Regions from separate parts of the Mus musculus genome. Here region 2 is linked to region 1. The links are chromatin loops, found by intact Hi-C in ENCODE. Cell type or tissue: left cerebral cortex. All regions are shown on one strand. Each heading gives the region's core, and the rest is flanking DNA. Links, peaks and the distances in the headings are about the cores only. Region 1 holds the start of Stk38l (serine/threonine kinase 38 like). Region 2 holds the start of Med21 (mediator complex subunit 21).

What was found. Peaks named below come from ENCODE experiments on the same cell type or tissue, not always from the same donor. Only the 100,000 strongest peaks of a DNase experiment are listed, where the experiment ranks them.
Region 2: a loop joins it to region 1, with 1.8 times the contacts of the local background. A loop is called at or near these places in 4 of 42 quality-filtered maps.

Annotation. Positions count from the first base shown.
Region 1 is chr6:146,721,835-146,727,211 of GRCm38, reverse strand. Stk38l (serine/threonine kinase 38 like) reads right to left here and starts at 2,282. Exons shown (of 14, transcript NM_172734.3): 1 at 2,165-2,282. In left cerebral cortex, for the core only: a CTCF peak has its summit at 2,180; DNase peaks (open chromatin) are centred at 1,101, 1,685 and 2,309; H3K4me3 peaks cover 2,249 bases; H3K27ac peaks cover 1,580 bases.
Region 2 is chr6:146,639,407-146,644,783 of GRCm38, reverse strand. Med21 (mediator complex subunit 21) reads right to left here and starts at 2,205. Exons shown (of 4, transcript NM_025315.3): 1 at 2,132-2,205. The coding sequence starts at 2,173. In left cerebral cortex, for the core only: a CTCF peak has its summit at 2,181; DNase peaks (open chromatin) are centred at 1,570 and 2,280; H3K4me3 peaks cover 1,688 bases; H3K27ac peaks cover 1,397 bases.

The DNA of each region.
Region 1 (5,377 bases), core at 294-5,293:
TTTATATTCTAGTTACTGGAAGTGGAGTCACATGTTTCTCCCTCAGGACAAAGACCACAGCATTTGTGTAAGGCAGGCAACTAACCCTTCTCTCCCTTCATCCCTCCTTCCAATGCTTGTAAACAATAATATCCTGGCAATCAGCAGAACCTTTACCTGGAGATTGAAGTGCCCTGTAGCCTGTATATGGCAGCACTGATCATGCCTCACTAAATACTTCCTTGGGACTTGAACAGAAACTGTTGGGGGAACAAAGAAGAAAGGATAGGAGAATATACCTGCTTGTTTAAACACAACTCTGCTGCCTTAAGCTTGCTTTCATCATCTCACTGAAAGAGACCATGGTGCTTTTCATATAAAAATTCAAGGGCAGGCTTTCTGCATATGTCTAGTCTAACCCAGTCATAGCTTGCCCATCTGTTGATTTGAAAGTAATGCTAGGATTCTCAAACAGCAATATGCTTGCTTAACTGGTCCTACATTTATGGAAAATAAACTCATTTAACATTACAGCAAGATACAAAAATCCTCCTGGCTTTGGTGTCTTCAACTTTTCCTAGCTCTGTGAGAAGGCACTTGCTAAGGCATGTTACCAATTCTACTAACAAGATGTCACTGGTCTTTGAGAGAGTGGAACTTTTCTAAAGAAAAATGGCCAAACTGAGACTAATGCTTTATCATTTTGGTTTTTTATCATTTTCCTTTGTTCTTAATGTCCCACTTTTTGAAATTAAAATCTAGTATTTAAAAAGCTGCAGAGTTTGGTTTTTGAGAAAGAACTTAAAGTTGGGTGGGTAGAGAGGAGGAGAGGATCTGGAAGGGCTTGAGGGAGAAGGGACTATGATCAAAATATATTTAAAATTTAAAACTGTTTTAAATAATAAAAACTGCAGAGAACACCTTTTTATTTAGACAGCCTTAGTTTCTATTCTTTGGCTTATTTGTAAGCAAACTCAAGAAAACAAGTGCTGAGACTTCCAGTATTCTATTTAATGTGGTTTTTCTGAGTCTAATTTGTTCATTACTTAACAGCAAGGCCTTTCAAAAGAGCACGGAAACTACACCGAACTATGCTTCTCATTCTAAACACATCCCAACAAATGGGATGCCTAATCGGGCCTCTAACTAGGAGAAAAAACGCTCAGCAGAGCGAAGGCAAATACCAAACTTTTATCCCTTGTACTTCTTCTGAGACCAGGATTTTCCAAATAAAAGTACTTTTATGACCTCGCGCAATATCATAATTTATCGTATATTTAACTAAATTATCTCCCCAAATAGACACAAGAGCAACTAACTCAAATAAAGTGCCTCTTGGCCACGAGGGAAAGAGCATAATAAACTTAATTGTTTTATATATCCTGAGGCGTAAGAGAAAAACCTTTCCATTTAGGCTTGTGCGTGAGACATCAAGACAACTTGATATGCAAATTGCAAGGCTTATTGACTTAAAGTAGGGAGACCTGACCGATTTAAGCCACGACTGCCAAATAAGGGGTAATCACCACCTTAAAACCATTGAACTTTGTTCGCCTGGCTTCTTGGCAGTCGTGTGGCTAATACCAGAGCCAAATCCATAAGTGGCTTCTACCGAAACGCGTCCCAAGTTGCAGAGGAGCCGGAGAGCGCGCCGGCTCTGCACCGAGTGAGTCCCGAGGGGCGGCAGCAGCGCACCTCTACACCAGCCGCTGCTCCAGACCCACCTCGCATCTCTTCACCGCGTTTCTCCAAACTTCGGGACCCAAGAGCGACCCCGCAACAGAGAAAGTAGCATCGGTGACAGGGACGCCGCGGCTCGGGCACAGTTTGCCGTCGCTGTGCACCGGCAACTTTGTGCCGGCGAGCCGTGCCCTCTGCGTCCGGAGGGGACGGGAAGGTGGGCCCGGAGCAGGACGCGCGCGGGGCTGGCGGCTCCGCTCCCGGTACGCAGGCTGCCGCACCCGGCTCGGCGAAGGCCCCGGTGACTGACAGGCGGTGGGGGCGCGGCCCCGCCTGCAGCCCGGGGACGCCGCGCACGGCCGCGGTTCTCCGCTCCGCCAGGGACACCTGGGCTGGGCGCCGCGGGCTGTACCGCGCCAAGCCCCTCACACCTCCCCGCAGCGAGCGCCGCCCTAGCCCCGCGGCCCTGCCCCGCGCCGGCGCCGGTGCCCTCGCCCGCTCTCACCTGCCGGTGTCGCCCGCGCCCGCTCAGCCTCCTCCTCAGTCACCGCAGCCCGCGGCGCGCGTCTCTCGCGCCAGGCCCCGCCTCGTCCCGCCCCGTGAGGCGGTGCCAAAGCGGCCGCGCCAGAATCTCGCGAGACTTGATCTCCTAGATTTTTTTTTTTAAAGGGGTCGCCCCTGACGTCATACGCACCCAGGCGGAAGTGTCCTTCTGGCGTCAGCGCCAGTACCGACCCCCACCTTCGCGGGCGGAAGTGTAGGTTGGTCCAGGAACCTGAGCTCAGTCTAATCACTACTGGGCGTTGTAACGTTCTTGTCTCATGGCCCTCTCCAGTTCTAACTGGTTCTGCCTGACCCTGAGAGAGGCCTGGTGTGATGGAGCTCTCCTCAAGGCAATGCAAAGATGGCTCCATAGAGGAGAGATCACCAATGTAGCAGCTCTGTGACTTCCACGTCTCTATAACTGAACCCGAAAGGCTTAGGAGGATTTAGAATTTAGGAAGACCACAAGAAACTTACCAGCATACATGAAAATTTGCTAAACTTACCTGAAAAATCCCAGAGCAGTTGACAACATAACATACAGCATTAGGCTAGAAAATTGTCGTCGTCATTGTCTCTTCCCTTCGCATCAAAGGTAGGCAGGCAAACTTCAGGACCCGCGGACTAGCCAAACACTATACACTGTGTGTCCTACACACACCTACTCTTAATTTATACATCCAGCACAGTAAGAGATTAACAACCGAACCATAGATTTAAGCAACCTCAACAACATTTACTTTAAAAAAACAAACAAACAAACAAACTTTGACGCCAGGTACAGTGTTTCATGCATGTAATCCCATCACCAAGGAGGCTGAGGCAGAAGCTGCGGCAAGTTTGAGACCAGCCTGGGCTACATAGTGAGTTTGAGCCCAGCTAGAGCTACAGAGTGAGACCCAGTCTTAACAATACAAAAGCAGGCTAAATCTTATCTTTGATGTAGACAGCCAGCTGCTCTTGTGCTTTGGGGCTATTATGAAATAAAATGAGGATTATTGGAACAAGGACCATGCCTCCCAGGGGGCCAGGAGTTTCACATACACAACATTGACACTCCAGAGGAACTGCTAGCGTCCTGGGAGCAACACAGTGAGGGGAGTGAGAGACTTCATTGGCTACTTAGAACGGCATTTTCAGTTTAAAACTGGTGAATCATTTATTTCTGGAATTTTCCACTTCATAATTTTGGAACATGGTTGACTGTGGGTACTGCCAAAGTGAATCTGTGGATAAAGGGAGAAGAGTGTGTGATATTTAGAAAATCACTTTCCCATGGAGAACACAGGGGAGAGTTTTGGGAAAGTGACAAGAGTTTTGCTTTTTAAGATAAAACTGGTCTTTGAGTAAGACAAACCAATATTCCCAATCACTATTAACAAATCCATTCTTGGAGCCGGGTGTGGTGGCGCACGCCTTTGATCCCAGCACTCGGGAGGCAGAGGCAGGTGGATTTCTGAGTTCGAGGCCAGCCTGGTCTACAGAGTGAGTTCCAGGACAGCCAAGGCTATACAGAGAAACCCTGTCTCGAAAAACAAAAAAAAAAAAAAACAAAAAAAAAACAAAACAACAAAAAAAAACAAATCCATTCTTCAAACAGTGGGATTTTATGAAATACCCTTAGCTTTTACACTATTAAAACAATATATGCAAGGGCTAGAGGATGGCCCTCTTCTGCTCTCACAAAAGGCCAGAGTTAGGTTCCCAGCACCCACAGCAGATGGTGCACACCTTAGTAACTCCAGTTCAGGAAATTGGATGCCCCTTTTCAGCTACCAGAGGCACCTACATACATGTACATGTGCACACTTACACAGAGACACATATATACAATGTAAGGGTCCAAAAATCACTGAAGGAAGAGCCCAGACTCAGATAGTATGCAAAAACAAAGAGTGTTTATTCCACAGAAACATCCAGTATGCAAGGGTCAACCATTCTTTGAAATGACGATCCCAGACAAAGGCAGGCAGGCCTTCTTACAGGAAACCAAGGGAACTCTCTAGAAGAATTAGGTAATCTATAATCTCATTGGTGGGTGCTAGGGGGCCACAGGTGATCAGTGGTCTACATTCCAATGTCATGAATGTTCAATCATGTGTGGCCAGTGGTCTGTATCCCTATATCACAATCGTTCAACCACGTGATGAAATAGGGCTGCCCAGCGCAGATGGCCCATTCTGAGATAAGATATTTCCCATTTTTGTGTTTATCCCCAGACTGTTCTTTGGGAGGGGGTTTTATGATCTTGTTCTGGATTTTATGGTCTGTTCCTAGAGCTGCTGTCTTATGACTTAGTCCCCCAACTTAGTTTTGGGGACTTATGGTCTATTCCTGAAGCTGGAGCCTTAAGGCCTTTTTTGAAATTAGGCCTGGTCCTTAAATGAAGACAAATTCAACATAAACAAATAAAAGTACCTAAACTGTTTGGGCAGTGGTGGCGTACACCTTTAATCCCAGCATTTGGGAGGCAGAGGCAGGCACATTTCTGAGTTCAAGGCCAGCCTGGTCTACAGAGTGAGTTCTAGGACAGTCAGAGCTATACAGAGAAACCCTGTCTTGAAAAACCAAAAAATAAAAATAAAAAGAGAGCAGGGCGTGGTGGCGCATACCTTTAATCCCAGCACTTGAGAGGCAGAGGCAGGCGGATTTCTGAGTTCGAGGCTAGCGTGGTCTACAGAGTGAGTTCCAGGACAGCCAGGGCTACACAGAGATACCCTGTCTCGAAAAATAAAATAAATAAAATAAATAAATAAAAGAGAGAGTTTTAAAAGTATCTAAACTTAAAATATTTATAGCAGTTGAGGACTGGGGGGGGGGGCGCAGAATTCTGGAGCTTATTCCCAGACAGCTCAGTCATTCCAAGAGCTCAAAGTTCATCGGATGATCCTGTCTCAAAAAATAAAGTGGAGGACTTGTGAGATAGCTCAGCAGTAAGAGCACTGACTTCTCTTCTGAAGGTCATGAGTTCAAATCCCAGCAACTATATGCTGGCTCACAACCACCCGTAACAAGATCTAACTCCCTTTTCTGAGTGTCTGAAGACAGTGTACTTACATATAATAAATAAATAAATCTTTAAAAATAAATAAGGTGGAAAGTCCGTGGTGTAGCTTAGTGGTAGAGCATTTGCCTGGCATGTACAAGGCCCTGAGTTCAATCTCCTGTATCAGAA
Region 2 (5,377 bases), core at 52-5,051, 82 kb after region 1:
ATATTTATTGAAAAACCAACTCCATGACAAGTACTGTATATATTATAGAAATGAACATGGAGTTTCCAGATGGCAGAACAAATGTTAATATTGCTCTGTGTTCCAATCTACTTTAGCTCTTAAGAGCTGAAAACAATCCACTGTAACTCCCTAGCCACATATGGGGTTTGTTTGCATCATCTAAAAGTCTCTTGAGTTTATGACATCTTTCTAAGCTCCTAGAATAGTTCTTTGTAAACACATTCCCTGTAGACACAGTAGGCATACATATTAACTCAATTATCAGTACTCCTAAGACTATATCGTATCCTTAACATCCTAACTATAGGACCTACATGAATATGCATACTTAGGAGATGAGCTTCTACACAGCATTATTAAGATTTGTAAAACCAAAAAAATTTAAATTAAAACAAGAAAGACTTGTAAAATTACAAAAGTATTTTCTTGGGAGAGGTTGGCTGGCAGCCCAGGGAATCTTTGCAAAACAGAATGTACCTTGGTGACTTCATCAACATTTAAGAGATAGCCCCTCAACTTTAAAACTACTTTATTTACACAGAATAGACTAGTCTTCCCACTAGTAGATACACAATTTCAATGTACTCTCAAAAATGATGAATTACCAAGAAGCCTTGTTATAACATTCCTGTTTAAAAAACACTGTCCAGAGAACTAGGTATTTAGATTTTTTTTTTCAGCAGGCATATACTGTGTAGGCTCTTCTACATCAAACTACAACCAGAATGACACTAAGAGATTTTAATTACCAATGGAAAACTGTTGCACTATTTTTGTTGTTGTTGTTTTGGTTTGGTTTTTTTTTTTCGAGACAGGGTTTCTCTGTGTAGCCCTGGCTCTCCTGGAACTCACTCTGTAGACCAGGTGGCCTTGAATTCAGAAATCCGCCTGCCTCTGCCTCCCAAGTGCTGGGATTACAGGAATTAAAGATGTGGGTCACCATTCCAGGCTCAGTATTTAGTTTTCCATTCATGTACAATTAAGCCAGAATAACAGCCAGAGGCGACAAAGTTAGAGAAGCTAGCAGTTTTCAGGAGCTTTTGTTGTAGATTTTGATTACTGGGCTGTTTTTTTTTTTTGTTTTTAACGCCAATCTGGTCTCCACAGTGTGCAGGTCAGCCAGAGCTACACAGTGAGACCATCTCAAAACAAAACAAAAATCCCTCTTGTGTACATTCACTGTTCTGTGGTACTGTGCTGTAAGAGCTTCACTCCACCTATAAGAGCCTCTTAGGGAAGATCGTAAAGCAGACTTAAACAAATGCAAAGAAACGGAGAGGCCAGGATCTGGCCTCTTCTAGACGTTACTCTCCAACCATTGGTGCTGGAGTCGCCAAGAGCGGAGGGAGGAGTGAAGGCCTACAGAAAGCAAGGCAAGCTCACGCCCTGGTCACTCATACACCAACCTACAAACACTCAACACTTTGTTGTGGTCTTTTGTGTTTTGTTTTCTGAGATGGGCTATCAAACTGGAGCTCAGGCTGGCCCGGAGCTCGCTGCAATCCTCCTGTCTCAGCCTCAGAGGTGGAATCACAGGAGAAATCCGTTTGGCAGGTTGAAATTGAAACGCGAGGGAGGGATACACACAAAAGTGCTTAGGCGTGTGCTGCCCCACAAAGGAAGTTCTAGAAGCATCCCTGGAACTTGAGTACTCGCTTCCTGGCTACCTGGCCGCAGACCTTGAGTCTCCTCAGGAGAGGCCGTCGTCGGGTCCCCTCCTTATTAGCGGCCACTCGTTCCCTTCCTCAAGTTCGCACCTCACCAGAGGCCCCGGGTCCCATGGCTCTCAGGAGAGACTGGCAGGTCCCACATCCTCTCAGGAGAGACCCCCGGGTCCCACCTCCCTTAGGAGAGACTGGCGGCTCCGACCTCCCCTCAGGACAGGCCCCCGGGTCCCGCCTCCCCTCAGGACAAGCCGCCCGGCCCGGTCTCCCCTCAGGACAGGCCCGTCTCCTCAGACCCCGCCCTGTGGACTACGTGAGACCCAGGCCTCACGGGGTGCGCCGCCCGCGGCGACCTCAATCTGCGCGCTCCCCGGGGCCTTGCCTCGCCCCTTCCTCCTCTCTCCGCGTCAGGAAAGCAAGGCTGGCGAGCAGAGGAAAGCCCTCACCGAGTTCACAGCGTCCTGCAGCTGAGTGAGTCTATCCGCCATGTTCACCACGCACGCAAGGGTGCGCAAAAGCTGCTAGAGCGCGAGCGATTGGCCAATTTATGACGCCTCCGGACCAATCACAGGCCTTCCTCCTTGAGGGGCGTGGTTAAGGAAGCATGCTGCCGGGGAGGGGCGGGGCCAGCCTGCGGGCCTGCTGACGTCAGGCGGGTGGGATCCAGGGCTGGTGTGGGGGAGGAGGGACGCGTGCAGGCTGAGCTGCTACGGGTTCGCGTTTACGCTGGACCGAGCCTGTGAAGGGAAGGTGCTTCCTCCATTCTGTCTGTTAGCTCTGACGAGGCTATGCCTCACGGTGTAGTCCTGGCTGGCCTGGAATGTGTTTTGTTTGTGAGGGGTTTTGTTTTTGTTCGTTCGTTTCTTTGTTTTGTTTATCTGGAACACTTGTTTTCCTTTGCTTTTACTTTGCAGGTATACCACAAAGCATACTCGCAGCCCGCCATTCACAACATTTAAATTCGAGAAATTAACATTCTCCAGGAAATCAAAATGGCTAGAAAAGGGTGGCTAATTAGTTTGGGGCAGGAGGTGCTTACCCAACTGGAGACTAGATTAGTGCTTTAATTCTGAGTGGGAGTGCCTGGGGGAAATGGAAAGCATTAAACAGCTCTGTGATGAGGAACGGGTGATAAGTAAAGTGAAAAGGAGGAAGAAGAGCATTTGAAGGTAGGAGGTGCAAACTCTGTAGACCAGGCTGGCCTCGAACGCAGAAATCTGCCTGCCTCTGCCTTCCAAGTGCTGGGATTAAAGGTGTGCGCCACCACGCCCGGTCTAGGCAGGTTCGATCTTAAGAAAGATCAGCTTCAGAATGTAAATTTAGAACTGGGGCTTCCTGACAGTTTTCCGTGTGAAGGGTGATAGCAGAAAGGTCATTTCTGTTAGCCTGGGGATATTCTGATGGGAAGTGAGTCCTGAATCTGCAAATACCTGGTTTGTGGAACTCAGACAAACTGTTTATCATAGTTTCCAAGATGATCATTTCTGGAGTTGGAGGTGGGTGGGTATGTGAGCCTGTTTTTTGTTGCTACAACTGAATAGCACAGACAAGCAATTACAAAGAACGTTTACTCCCTACAGTGTTCTGGAGGCTGGGAAGTCCACTATCAAGGTGGACTGTCATCGTGAGAGAGCCTTCTTGGTGAATCCTAACAGAGGAGGACATAACAGATGAGGAGGTTGGGAGGTATCCACCAGAGAAGACTCCTCAGATGTGGTTTAAGCCAACAGATAGTCATGATTAGCCAGCCATCGACTATACTGGGTATTCAGGATCCCAGCCTTCCTCAGGGTGAACTTTCTAGCACAAAATTCGTATCTTGAGTTGACATGACTCAGTTAACAAAAATAGTTGGGTAGAAGTGTAACTACAGAAACCAAAAAGCAAGGTTAGTACATTTACAGACTTTCCCAGAACTATGGACTTTGATATGGACTTTTATTTTCGTTTTGGCAGGTGGTGCTGCCTACATCCTCAGTTTTATGATACTTCATCGTAGAGTAAGTTGTGCTAAAATCCGGGCCTGTTACAAGGCAGGGCAAGAGAGCACACGTCAATCACATTATAGCCCATCAACATGAATGGGCCCTTAAGGGGACCTGAAGATCCCAGTCACTTTCCAAAGGTCTCAAATCCTAGTAACACATGACTTTGGGATTTAAAATTCTAGTAGATGGAATGGCATTTTGAAATCGAGGAAATAATTTTGAGGATCTCAGCTTCTGGGATATTTTTTCCCACTCGTCTATAGGAAGTTCCACTTGTGTTTCACATCTGTCTTCATTTCCACCAACAGTGTACTTTACCACTGTGGTCAAACTGGGAACCTCCACAGGTCTTGCACTTCCTCTTACAAATGAAATTGACAGTTAGGTTTGGTAGCACTTGCCTTTAATCCCGGTACTTGTATCTCTGAGTTTGAGACTAGCCTATTCTATACATCACGTTCCAGGGCAGCCAGAGCTACATAGTGAGACCATGTCTAAAAAAACCCCAAAAATCTGGATGGGTTAGTGCACATCTTGCACACAGACATACACACAGACAAAACTCCCCTATATAAAATAAATTTAAAAAATTTCTCTACACAAAAGCAAAAAAATAAAAGAGCAGACAGAAAAGAATGAAAACATTTTAAAATTATTTATTGTGTGTGTGCATTATGTTTGTGTGTGTGATATGTATGTGTGTATATGTCACAACGTGCATGTGAAGGTCGTAGAACATTGTAGAATTGTTCTCTATTATAGGTGAGTCTTAGGGATTGGACTTGGGTTGTCAGGCTTGTTCTGCAAACACCTTTACATGCTGAGCACCCGTGCCATCTTGGTTAAACACTTCTGAAAGAACACTTAAAACAGATGGTTACTGATAGGCTGCAACTTATCCCACTTGGTAAAGAGTCTGAGGTTGCCAGCCCCATAGAAGAGAGCTGCCTGAAGTACAGGAGCCACCTCAAGACATCCTATGCTGCAATGGGGCCTCCTCAAGACAACCCATGCTGCAATGGGGCCTCCTCAAGACATCCCATGCTGCAATGGGGCCTCCTCAAGACATCCCATGCTGCAATGGGGCCTCCTCAAGACAACCCATGCTGCAATGGGGCCACCTCAAGACATCCCATGCTGCAATGGGGCCTCCTCAAGACAACCCATGCTGCAATGGGGTCACCTCAAGACAACCCATGCTGCAATCCCAAGATTCTTAGCCAAAATTTACTCATGTCCCTGAGCCTTCTGCCAGGTCCACCTACTTCAGCCAAAGCCCCCAACCACTGGACTTATCTGTGGACTGTTTGAAGAGTCCTGTTAAAGCAATGAGTCTGTGTTAGCTTTTTGATAGTGTAGTATGACTTGAGATAATCAACCAGTCAACAAAAGATATCTTACTAGTGCCTTTGGAGGCTGTCGCCTGTTATTGATTAGCCTTGTTACATTAGGTCAGCACCAGCAGATCATATGGTGGAACTCAGTTTATGACCAGGACAAACAAGGAGAGAGACGAGAGGCCAGAACTCCATTATCCCTTCAAGGGTCACCCCAGTCACATAAGGTGGTCTCTCCTAGAATATACCTCTTAAAGTTTTGGTTACCTTCCAGTAGTAACATTTGGGAACAAGTCTGTAGAATGTGGGCCTAATATCCAAAGTGTAGTCAGAGCCTTTCCTCCAGACAAGTCTCAAATGTTTGCAT